Regions from separate parts of the Mus musculus genome. Here region 1 is linked to region 2. The links are chromatin contacts, found by POLR2A ChIA-PET in ENCODE. All regions are on one chromosome and are shown on one strand. The core of a region is the stretch at or near the end of the contact, and the rest is flanking DNA. Distances in the headings are between cores, read along the strand shown. Region 1 holds the start of Txlna (taxilin alpha). Region 2 holds the start of Marcksl1 (MARCKS-like 1).

Region 1 (4,561 bases), core at 1,470-3,969, 130 kb before region 2:
ACAAAGTGGTTAACCCATTAGCATGTCTGTAGAATGACAGCTGCATCAGCTGTTGGGGGTTAGTCATTTCTTTATATGTAGTAAACTTTAAGGTTTCCCGATCATAAAGTACAGGATCACACCCAGTCCCTGGCATTCATTCATTCTCACGTCAACTTTTGCTGTGTGACTTTGAAATCCACCACTCCCGTAAAGAAGAATGCAGTCACAATCTACACAATGTGGAAGCCAGTATCAGTGCTGCTGTCAAAAAGTAAGCTTTGGCTCTACGAGACTGAGTTTTGGCCAGCATGGTAAGACATGCCTAGGACCCCAGCACTTGCTGGGGGAGGCAGAGCCACGAATGTCAGGAGCTCAAGATTATTGGCTGCCCAAAAAAACCAAAAACGCCTCCTAGTGAGTTTAAGACCAGCTTTGGCTACATAATATTCCTAAATCAAGGCGGGGGTGGAGGAGGTGGGAGCTGCCAAGCAGTTGGTGGGGTTTTAATCCCAGCACACACTAGGCAGAGGCAGGCAGATCTCTCAGAGTTCAAGGTCTGCCTGGTCTACATAGTTCCCAGACAGTCAGAGCTGTATAGACCCTGCCATAAAGGGGGTGGAGGGAGGAAGGTATGAGTTTGTACCTAGCAGTGGGAATGACAGAGATGCTGGAGTAGGGTGTGTCTGTTTCTCCAGCCAGGGTCGAGGCAGAACTGCTCCAATCTAGGAGTTTAAAGGAGCTGGGCGACCTAACTGCCAACATGCATGTACAGGCATTTGGAGGCCAGAGGCAGTGAGCCTGTTAGAGACAGAACTCTTCTGTACTCTGTTCAGTGCTGGGATTACAGTCTTGCCCTGATGCAACCTGTTTTTTTGTAACCTGGGTGTTCATAAGTATTGCCTAAGACCATCAGAAAACAGACATGTATGATTCAAAACAGTAGCAAAATTATAAAGTAGCAAGAGAAATAATTCTATGGTTGGAGGTCACCCCAACACGAGGAACTGTATTAAAGGGCTGCAGCACTGGGAAGGTTTAGAACCACTGCTCCAGAATCGCTTTCCTCTTTGTATGGAATTTGGTAAAGACCTGATGTAGATGCTACCTCTTCAGAGATTTCCAAGTGTTTACTGAGAAGCAATCAGGGCAGTGGTTTCCAGGTACCTTTAACGCAAACCTTTCTGAGATTCGGTTCCCTCAGTAAACTGGTCAAGTGCCAACGCTTTCTCTTTTCAGCTTTGATCACTCCGGGTAAGTACTCTGTCACTGAGTTTATTGTCTCTCAAAGTTACATGTGAACAGACAGAACTCTACTCTGAGTCTGTTTGGCAGACCTATTACAGAAAAATAGACATCATTTAAGAACCCTAAAACAAAGTCCAATTAGCACAATTTGCAACATGCTCTACCCCACAGCCTGACTCTAGCCTCTTGAGGCTGCAGCATTTAGCCAACAGTAATTTCAACACGTGAGTTTCTAGGACAGCCTGATCTACATAGAGAGTTACACGCCAGCCAGCTCTATAAAGCAAGACCTTATCAAACAAAACAAACTCCACACAACAAAAGAATTGAAATCACAATTGTGGGGTTTTTTTTAATGTTCTGAGCCTACACTGGCACTGCAAATCATAATGAAGAACAAAGACGAGAAAAATCTAACATTTTAAAGCAGTAACACTTGATACTTTGCAGAAAGTGGGGCAGGGGTGGTAGGGTGGGAGTTTACCAACCTGCCTAAAGCCAAACTCCCTGGCTTCAATCCCTTTCTGAGGGAGTAATTGCCAAGCTGGTGGGGTTAGAAGGCGGGGCATAAATTGCCTCAGAGAACAGCTGTGGTGTCGGAGAATGGTTCCAACCGGTTTTGGTAGGCAGCTCTGAGTTAGAAGCCAGCATAGTCAAAGATTACGTTCTAGGACACACTAGGCTACACAAAGAAACCCTGACTCAGGGGGCAAAGAAATATTTTTAAAGGATGGGTGCTGGTGTCAGGCTTCCAGCTTTGAATCTGCTATAACCACACAATATTGATGGAGCCTTAAACTATTTACCCTTTACCTGGTGGCCTTTGCCATTAGTCCAAGCCATGGGGAGGCAAAGACAGACAAAACTCTTGAGTTCAAAGCCAATTTAATCTACATAGGGAGTTCCAGGCCTGCCAAAGCCACATATAACGAGATGTTGTCTCTAACAAACAAATAGTAGTTTGTTTTATTTTAACTAGGCTTTTCTGTACTATCGTATATTTCACAGATCACTGAGTATTTTGTACTTAATCCGAGTAATTATGAGAATCAAGCTACTGGATACGAGGAAAAAACGTTTGAATTATTATAAACCTTCTATTGTAATAGAGGGGAAAAAAATGCCAGGCACATAACAAATTAGTTTACCTTTCTATCCCTCTTCCGAGTTCTCAGAGATCATAGAAAGTCATACATGTTTATAAAGGACTAATGAGTGTATGAAAAAAAAAGAAAAAAAAAAGACCAGAATGCCAAAGTTTAAGGCCAATCATAGCTTCAGTACCAGAAAAGAGGCTGACAAAAATCTCTCGACCAATGACATAATTTCGGACCCTCAGGGTATTTGGCTCCTATGCTTTTCGGTTGCATCTCGGGAGTTGTGCGGCGCCGCGAGGCATGAAGGGGCTCGTAGTTTTTCCCACTCCCGCCTCCAAAGCCGCCTTGACTTCTTTTTTCCCAGCAAGCTCCGCGCCCGCGTTTGCTGTTGATTGGCTGCGGCAGGAGAGGGCGGTCCTGTTGGCAGCAGTTACCTAGGTTTCCGGTGCTCGGCCGGAGAGGAGGACGCCGCCGGACGTCCGTGGTGAAGTATGTCTATGGGCTGTACGTGGGACGAGCTCTTCAGAGGGTCTGTGGCCCAGGACGCGTTGGCCGTAGAGGAACAACTAATTCGGGGGGTCGGGGGGAGGGCGGCCTGCCCCAGTGTTGCGCGTGCGTACTCTAGGTCTAGAGGGCGCGTGGGGTGTGGGTGGCTTCTGTGCGCGCGCGCGCGCGGGGGTCCCACGTGGGACCTGGTGGGGCGGGGAGCCGATCGGGACTGGAGCATCCCGCCACGTCAGTCTGCGGCTCTGAGCCAATCCCGCGCTCCGGCTGCCGAGAGGGAGCCGTGTGGTGCCGAGAAGTGGCATTCGGGAGAAAGGAGGCCTCTTCCTTCCCTCACTCACTCAGGGGCAGCTTCTCGGAAACCTTCCATGGGACCGTGAAATCCCGGGCGAAGACCGACCGGTCTGTTTGAAGCTTCGAGCGTCAGATTTGGGGATTTCTTATCTAGTTGTGAAGAAGAATTTTGAAGTCTAGAAAAAAAAAAGCAACTGGGTCCTTAAAGGATCTGCCCCATTTCTGGCCTTGCAGATCACAATGAAGAACCAAGACAAAAAGAATGGGCCTGCCAAACACTCCAACTCGAAGGGCAGCCCGGGGCAACGGGAAGCAGGACCGGAGGGAGCCCATGGACGACCCAGACAGACAGCTCCTGGGGCGGAAGCCGAAGGTTCCACAAGCCAGGCTCCTGGGAAGACCGAGGGTGTGTGCCAGCTCTGCTTTTCCAGTGGGCAGAGGGAGGAGTTTCTGGTACTGGTCTGTCTTCTGAGGCCAGTGTTTACCCAAGAAGAAGGAACTATAGAATGAACGATGCTCATTCTGTGTGATCCTTTTGTTTCCTGGGGAGGTGGTGAACCTTCCCACTCTTAGCCGTGGGGCGCAACCTTGGGAGCATGCTCTGACTGGTTTAAACGAAGACAGTCAAATGAAGCACCCCGTAAGCAAAGTCATATTCCCAGAGAACACTTGCCAGTGGTGGGTAATTGTCCTTCATGAGGTGCAGCGTCTGCCACATGCCAACTGCTCCTCACACAGGGGTGCTTTACACAGTTGGCTTTTATAACAAGTATGTTTGGGTGTTAGAAATACTTGTTTTATAACTAAACAAACTTAGGGTTTAAAAAAACTTAAATTGAGGCCAGGCCTAGTGTCCCTCACCATTGTCCACAGAACTCAGGAGGCAGAGGCAGACAGATCTCGGAGTTTGTGATCAGCCTGCATACTAAGTTCCAAGACAGCCAGGGCCCTGTAGAGAGAGCCTAACTCAACCGAATAAATAAATAAAACAACATTTAACCCACACCAGTGTGTTTATCTGGGCTTAAAGAAGATCCAAGCGAGTGGTATGACCACTGAACTTTAATCCCGTGTCTTCATCTTTCCTGCTGTAGGGGCTCGAGCTAAAGCAGCTCAGCCTGGGGCCCTCTGTGACGTCTCTGAGGAGCTGAGCCGGCAGTTGGAAGACATCCTGAGTACATACTGTGTGGACAACAATCAGGGAGGCCCGGCTGAGGAGGGAGCACAGGGTGAGCCCACTGAGCCGGAAGACACGGAGAAGTCCCGAACCTATGCAGCCAGGAATGGGGAGCCTGAACCAGGCATTCCAGTCGTCAACGGCGAGAAGGAGACCTCTAAGGGAGAGCCTGGAACAGAGGAGATCCGAGCGAGTGATGAAGTTGGAGACCGAGACCATCGGAGGCCACAGGAGAAGAAGAAAGCCAAGGGTCTAGGTGAGG
Region 2 (4,568 bases), core at 592-3,091:
CTTAAGAGTAAGACCAAATGGCTGATGGGAGAATCCACAGGAGGGCGAAAAGGGAGCGTGGCTGGGAGGGGGCAACAAGCCCCTTCCTTTCTGGGCACAGGAAGGCAGCCAGGGCACAAGGTCCAGGCAGTGACCTCACAAGGACAGCACAGTTTTTGCAGCTTAGAGATCACCCACCTGTCCCCACCCCTACTCATTCTGCTCAGCACTGGCAGGTGTGGGGCCACTCTCTGGGCCCGAGGGAGTGGATGGCTCTGCAGCCTGGGGCCCTGCCTCCTCTTCTGTGTCTCCTTCCTTGGAGGCAGCACTAGCCTCTGCCCCCTTGGCCTGGGGCTCTTGGCTCTCAGGGGTGGCAGCGGCCTTCCCTTCTTGGGCAGTGCCCTCGTCGCTGCAGGCGCTCATCTCGCCCTGCTCCTGCTCTTCCTCTGTTGGCGAGGAGGCTGAGGAATCACCCCCACCCTCCTTCCGATTTCTCTTGAAGGACAGGCCACTCAATTTGAAAGGCTTCTTGAAAGAGAATTTCTTCTTCTTCTTGGGGGTCTCCTTGGGGGCGACCTCCCCCTTGGCCTCAGCTTCCTGGCTAGGGGGCGCTGGCTCGATGGCATCACCAGTAGCCCCAGCTGCCTCATCTGTTCCGTTCACGGGTGGTGACTCCCCTTCACCCTTGGGGGTTAAGTCTCCATTGCTTCTCACGTGGCCATTCTCCTGCGGGGCAGAGGGGACAGCAGTGAGGGCCCGGGCCCTTCTTCCCCTCCCCCAGCCCGCTTCTGGCCCCTCGCAGGCCACCGCCGACATCCAAAGGCAACCAAGTCTGGCTTTGGCCTCACTCCCATCCAACATCACCCTCACCCCTCACAGGCGCGCAGGGACGAGCGCAGCCAGCAGGAGGCGCTGGGGTTCGGGCCCCCACCCCCCTCCCGCGGGGCGCGCTCTCTATTTTCCGCGCGGAACCTCACCGGGCCTGGATCCTTCGCCGGCGGGCCAGCCTTGCCCAGCACTACTGGGCGGGAAGCAGCCCTGGGGCGCTGCCTCCCCGCACCTGGACGGCCTATTTTCCCAGGCTTGCGCTTTGTGTGATCAGCCCCCACCCACCCCAGAGTCTCCCCGCATCTCTGCTCCCCACCGCTTCAAAAGCCACCGCGGGCTGCCGGGATCGGGGCTCCAGATGGGGCGCCCTGGGCGCCGAGTACCATCCCCACGGCCCTAGACGCCCCCTTGGTGCGGCCTAGCAGCGCCTTTGTTCCCGCGCGGCCTTCGGGGCGGCCTGGGGGCAGCGCCCGCGGGCCGGGCGCGAACAAAGAAGGCGACGAGCCCGGCCGGCGCCCCCTCCCGCCCCTCCCCTCGTTCGCCCGCGGGGGCTGCGGCGCCGAGAACAAAGGGACCGGGCGGGGGAGGGGGCGCCGCGTGTCCCGGGCCGGACAAAGCGCGCGGCCCCGGCCCTGGGCCCCAGAGGGGGCGAGGCCGGCGGGCTGGGGGCCGGGATCCGCCGCTCCGAGCGCACTCACCTGTCCGTTGGCCTTCGCGGGGGAAGCGCCCGCTGCCTCCTCGGCGGTCACGTCGCCCCGGGGAGCCTTAGAGCTCTGGCTGCCCATGATGGGGGTCTGCTGGGGGCGCCCGGAGCCGCCCCGCGCTGGCGCCGCAGGGGATAGTTCGGCTGGGACGGCCCGGCGGGCAGAGGGGTGGGGCTGCGTCCGAGGGGGAGGGGTACGGGGGGCAAAGCGCACTGCACCCCCGCTCCGCAGCCGACCCGCTAGCTGCGCCCACTGCTGCTGCGCTCCGCGCCAGAATGCCGCCCGCCGCCCGCCGAGCCGCCTATATGTACGCGCCCGAGGCTCGGGGCGGGGCCGGACATTTAAATGAGCACCCAATCCGGGGTGGAGGCGGGGTCGGGCCCGGGTTCCTCTCGTGCAGTGGGCAGTGCCAAGCTGTCTGGTTCCCCCATCACTTGGGACGACCAGGGGCAAGTAGGGTTCAGTGTGGAAATGAGAGAGGTTCCCGGTCGGTCCGGGAGATGGACTGGGAGGAGGCCGTCGATGAAGAAGCACTCAGTCATCCCCAGCCCACTTTCAGCCTAACTCATACTTCACAGTGGAGAGGCCCCCAGTCCCTGGTTCTACACTGGCTCCTTGAACTCTTGGAAGGGCTCACATGTCCAGACTCGTCAGACGGCTGGTGCTGAGTTACACTCTAGAAATTTGTCCAAAACTCACGCGCCCGGACACAAACACACACCCACACACACACACATACCCTGAGTTCGGCGCCCCCTCAGGCCAGAATTCAAGTCCCACCCACGTCCCTGTCAGTCTATGTGCTGTGCGGCCACCCTGGGGGGCTGACCTAACTCAGGTCAAAATGGAGATCCAACAAGTCGGTTTTCTCAGTCTGTTGGTGGCAGCTCTTACTCCTCACAACCTAAATCCATCACCAGGTCTCTGTCTCTGTCTCTCTCTGTCTCCCCACTGCCGTGTGTGTGTGTGTGCGTGTGTGTGTGTGTGTGTGTGTGTGTGTGTGTGTGTGTGTGTGTTTGTGTGTGTGTGTCTTTGACCAGAAGGCATTGCATCTTCATCCCCCTTTGTAAGCAAAGAGCCTGGGGCGCAGAGATGTTTAAGTATACCTGACTTAGGCCTGGCTTCCCTCCCCTCGAGTCTGTGACCATACACTGAGACTTCCACATATAGGTAGGTACCATAAAGCCAGGGAGGCTCAACAGACTCCAAATACCCCTTCCTGAATGTGACAGGAATCGTTTGGATTTCTTCCACAACTGTGGCACACTATTAGGGATAAACCCCCAAACCTACCCTGTTTGAAGACCTGGTCCTTCTCTGTTTCCTTCTTTGGACCAGGTAGGCCAGTTAGAATCCCAGAGTCCTTGGCTGAGCCTATATATGTTTTCCGATGTGTACAGCTACTTCCTCTTGTCCCCCAATAGGAAAGGCTTCAGGCTAGAGGAAGCCGAAGGTTGTGAAAGAAAGGCTGATGTCCTGAACAGCTCAACCAATATGTCCCTCTGTCCTAGGAGAGGCCTCCTGGGAGACCAGAAGCTGTAAGGTGCAAACAACCCCAGGGCCTGAGAAATCAGGGAACTGCACACAGATGTGACCATAGCGGGATGAGGTGGTGTCCACATTCTGTGTTTACTCCTGTGCCCATTCCCACCCTGACTCTGATGCTACAGGACTGTCTTCTCATTTCACCCCCAGCTCAGAAGAGGAAAGTGACGTGTCCCAAGAAAACAGCAGCTACCGGTAGCAGCATAGGGTGAAAAAAAAAAAAAAACCCTTAGGAATTTCCTATTGAGAAATGGGGCTGTCAGATGAGGGTGAGAAGCAAGAAGAGAATTATTTGGGGACAGGGAAGGTCACAGTGTTCCCACTGCAGGTCACTCACAGAACAGCAGCTCTCTCTACCTGTTACCACTAAGGGATGGTTGTTCTGACCTGCTCTCTGTCTCAGCCACAATAAGAGACCCACAGTGCTGCCAGGCGCTGCCTGTACTAGCTAGCAGGACTCAGATGGAGTGTGTGTGTGAGTCCTTGGGGAGGGGGGTTGAGGTCAGAGGTTAGGAGGAGATCTCAAGGCTCCTGTTCTCCAGGCACTGCCTGGTGGGGACAGAGACAAGTCTCTGGGAAGATTCCAGGAGGGAAGAACACCAGGGCTAAAGACCCCGAGGCTCTAGAGCCCCTAAGAGCCTGGGTCCCAGGGAAGGTTCTACATCTTCCCTGAACATCCCTGGAGGCTGAGGTGGGGGTGCCAGGGTCTCAGCAAATCTAGGTCCTAGCAGCATCTGACCTCTGGGAAAGGGAAGCTTGCTGGGGCTGTGGAGGCAGAGTACAGCAGCCCCCACACTGCGGCTCTTTTCTCCCAGCTGCTGCCAACCCGGACAATGTACCCATTGTTCCGGGACGCTGAGCCTGTCTGCAACTGTGTGTCTGTTTGCTGTGTGTGACTTCTTCTTATGGCTTTGTGATTGTGTGACTTTGTGATTTTGTGTGTGTGTGAAAGAGGGAGAGAGAGAGAAAGAGAGAGAGAGACCCTACGTAGGTACATTTGTTACTGTATGTTTTGTGAGTCTGCATCTTTGATCTTTGTTAGAGAGCTTTGGTGACAGCTGGTGACTCTTGGAGACTTCCAGGGTGAATTCTTGGCCTTCCTGGAAACGGCATGTTGGTAACTGTTGGTGAGTGTATGCTGGGAACTGGGCTGAGTGTATATGAGGCTGAGGAAGAGACTGAAGACTGGCTATTTTTTGTGAAACTCTTCCCAGGGGGGCTTGTGTGCATTAGGGAACCATGGAAACTGTGGTAGACTGTCCCAGTTAACTTGAGGATCTGGAGGGGTCACTGGAGTAGAGAAAACTTCAACTGAAGAGTTGCCTAATTCAGACTGACCTGTGGGCATGTCTCTGGGCTTCTGCTCTGAGGCTAGAGAGGGTTCCTTGATTGCTAAGTATGTGTGCGAGCCCAGCCCACTGTGAGTGGTACCCTCCCTAAGCAGTTGCTCTTGACTTGTGTAGGAAAACTAACTGAGCATGCGCCAGCCAGCAAGCTGCATTCTTTGGTGGG

Evidence for each region. ChIA-PET counts read pairs that join two places held with the same protein, here RNA polymerase II (POLR2A).
Region 1: POLR2A ChIA-PET joins it to region 2 with 15 read pairs in Patski. The contact joins the promoter of Txlna here to the promoter of Marcksl1 in region 2. POLR2A ChIA-PET finds 5 or more read pairs at or near these places in 4 of 5 experiments (Patski and embryonic stem cell).

Annotation. Positions count from the first base shown.
Region 1 is chr4:129,639,223-129,643,783 of GRCm38, reverse strand. Txlna (taxilin alpha) reads left to right here and starts at 2,719. Exons shown (of 11, transcript NM_001199695.1): 1 at 2,719-2,813; 2 at 3,357-3,528; 3 at 4,217-4,555. The coding sequence starts at 3,363.
Region 2 is chr4:129,510,854-129,515,421 of GRCm38, reverse strand. It overlaps Marcksl1 (MARCKS-like 1), which reads right to left and starts at 1,841. Exons shown (of 2, transcript NM_010807.4): 1 at 1,506-1,841; 2 at 1-705. The coding sequence starts at 1,592. The coding sequence ends at 190.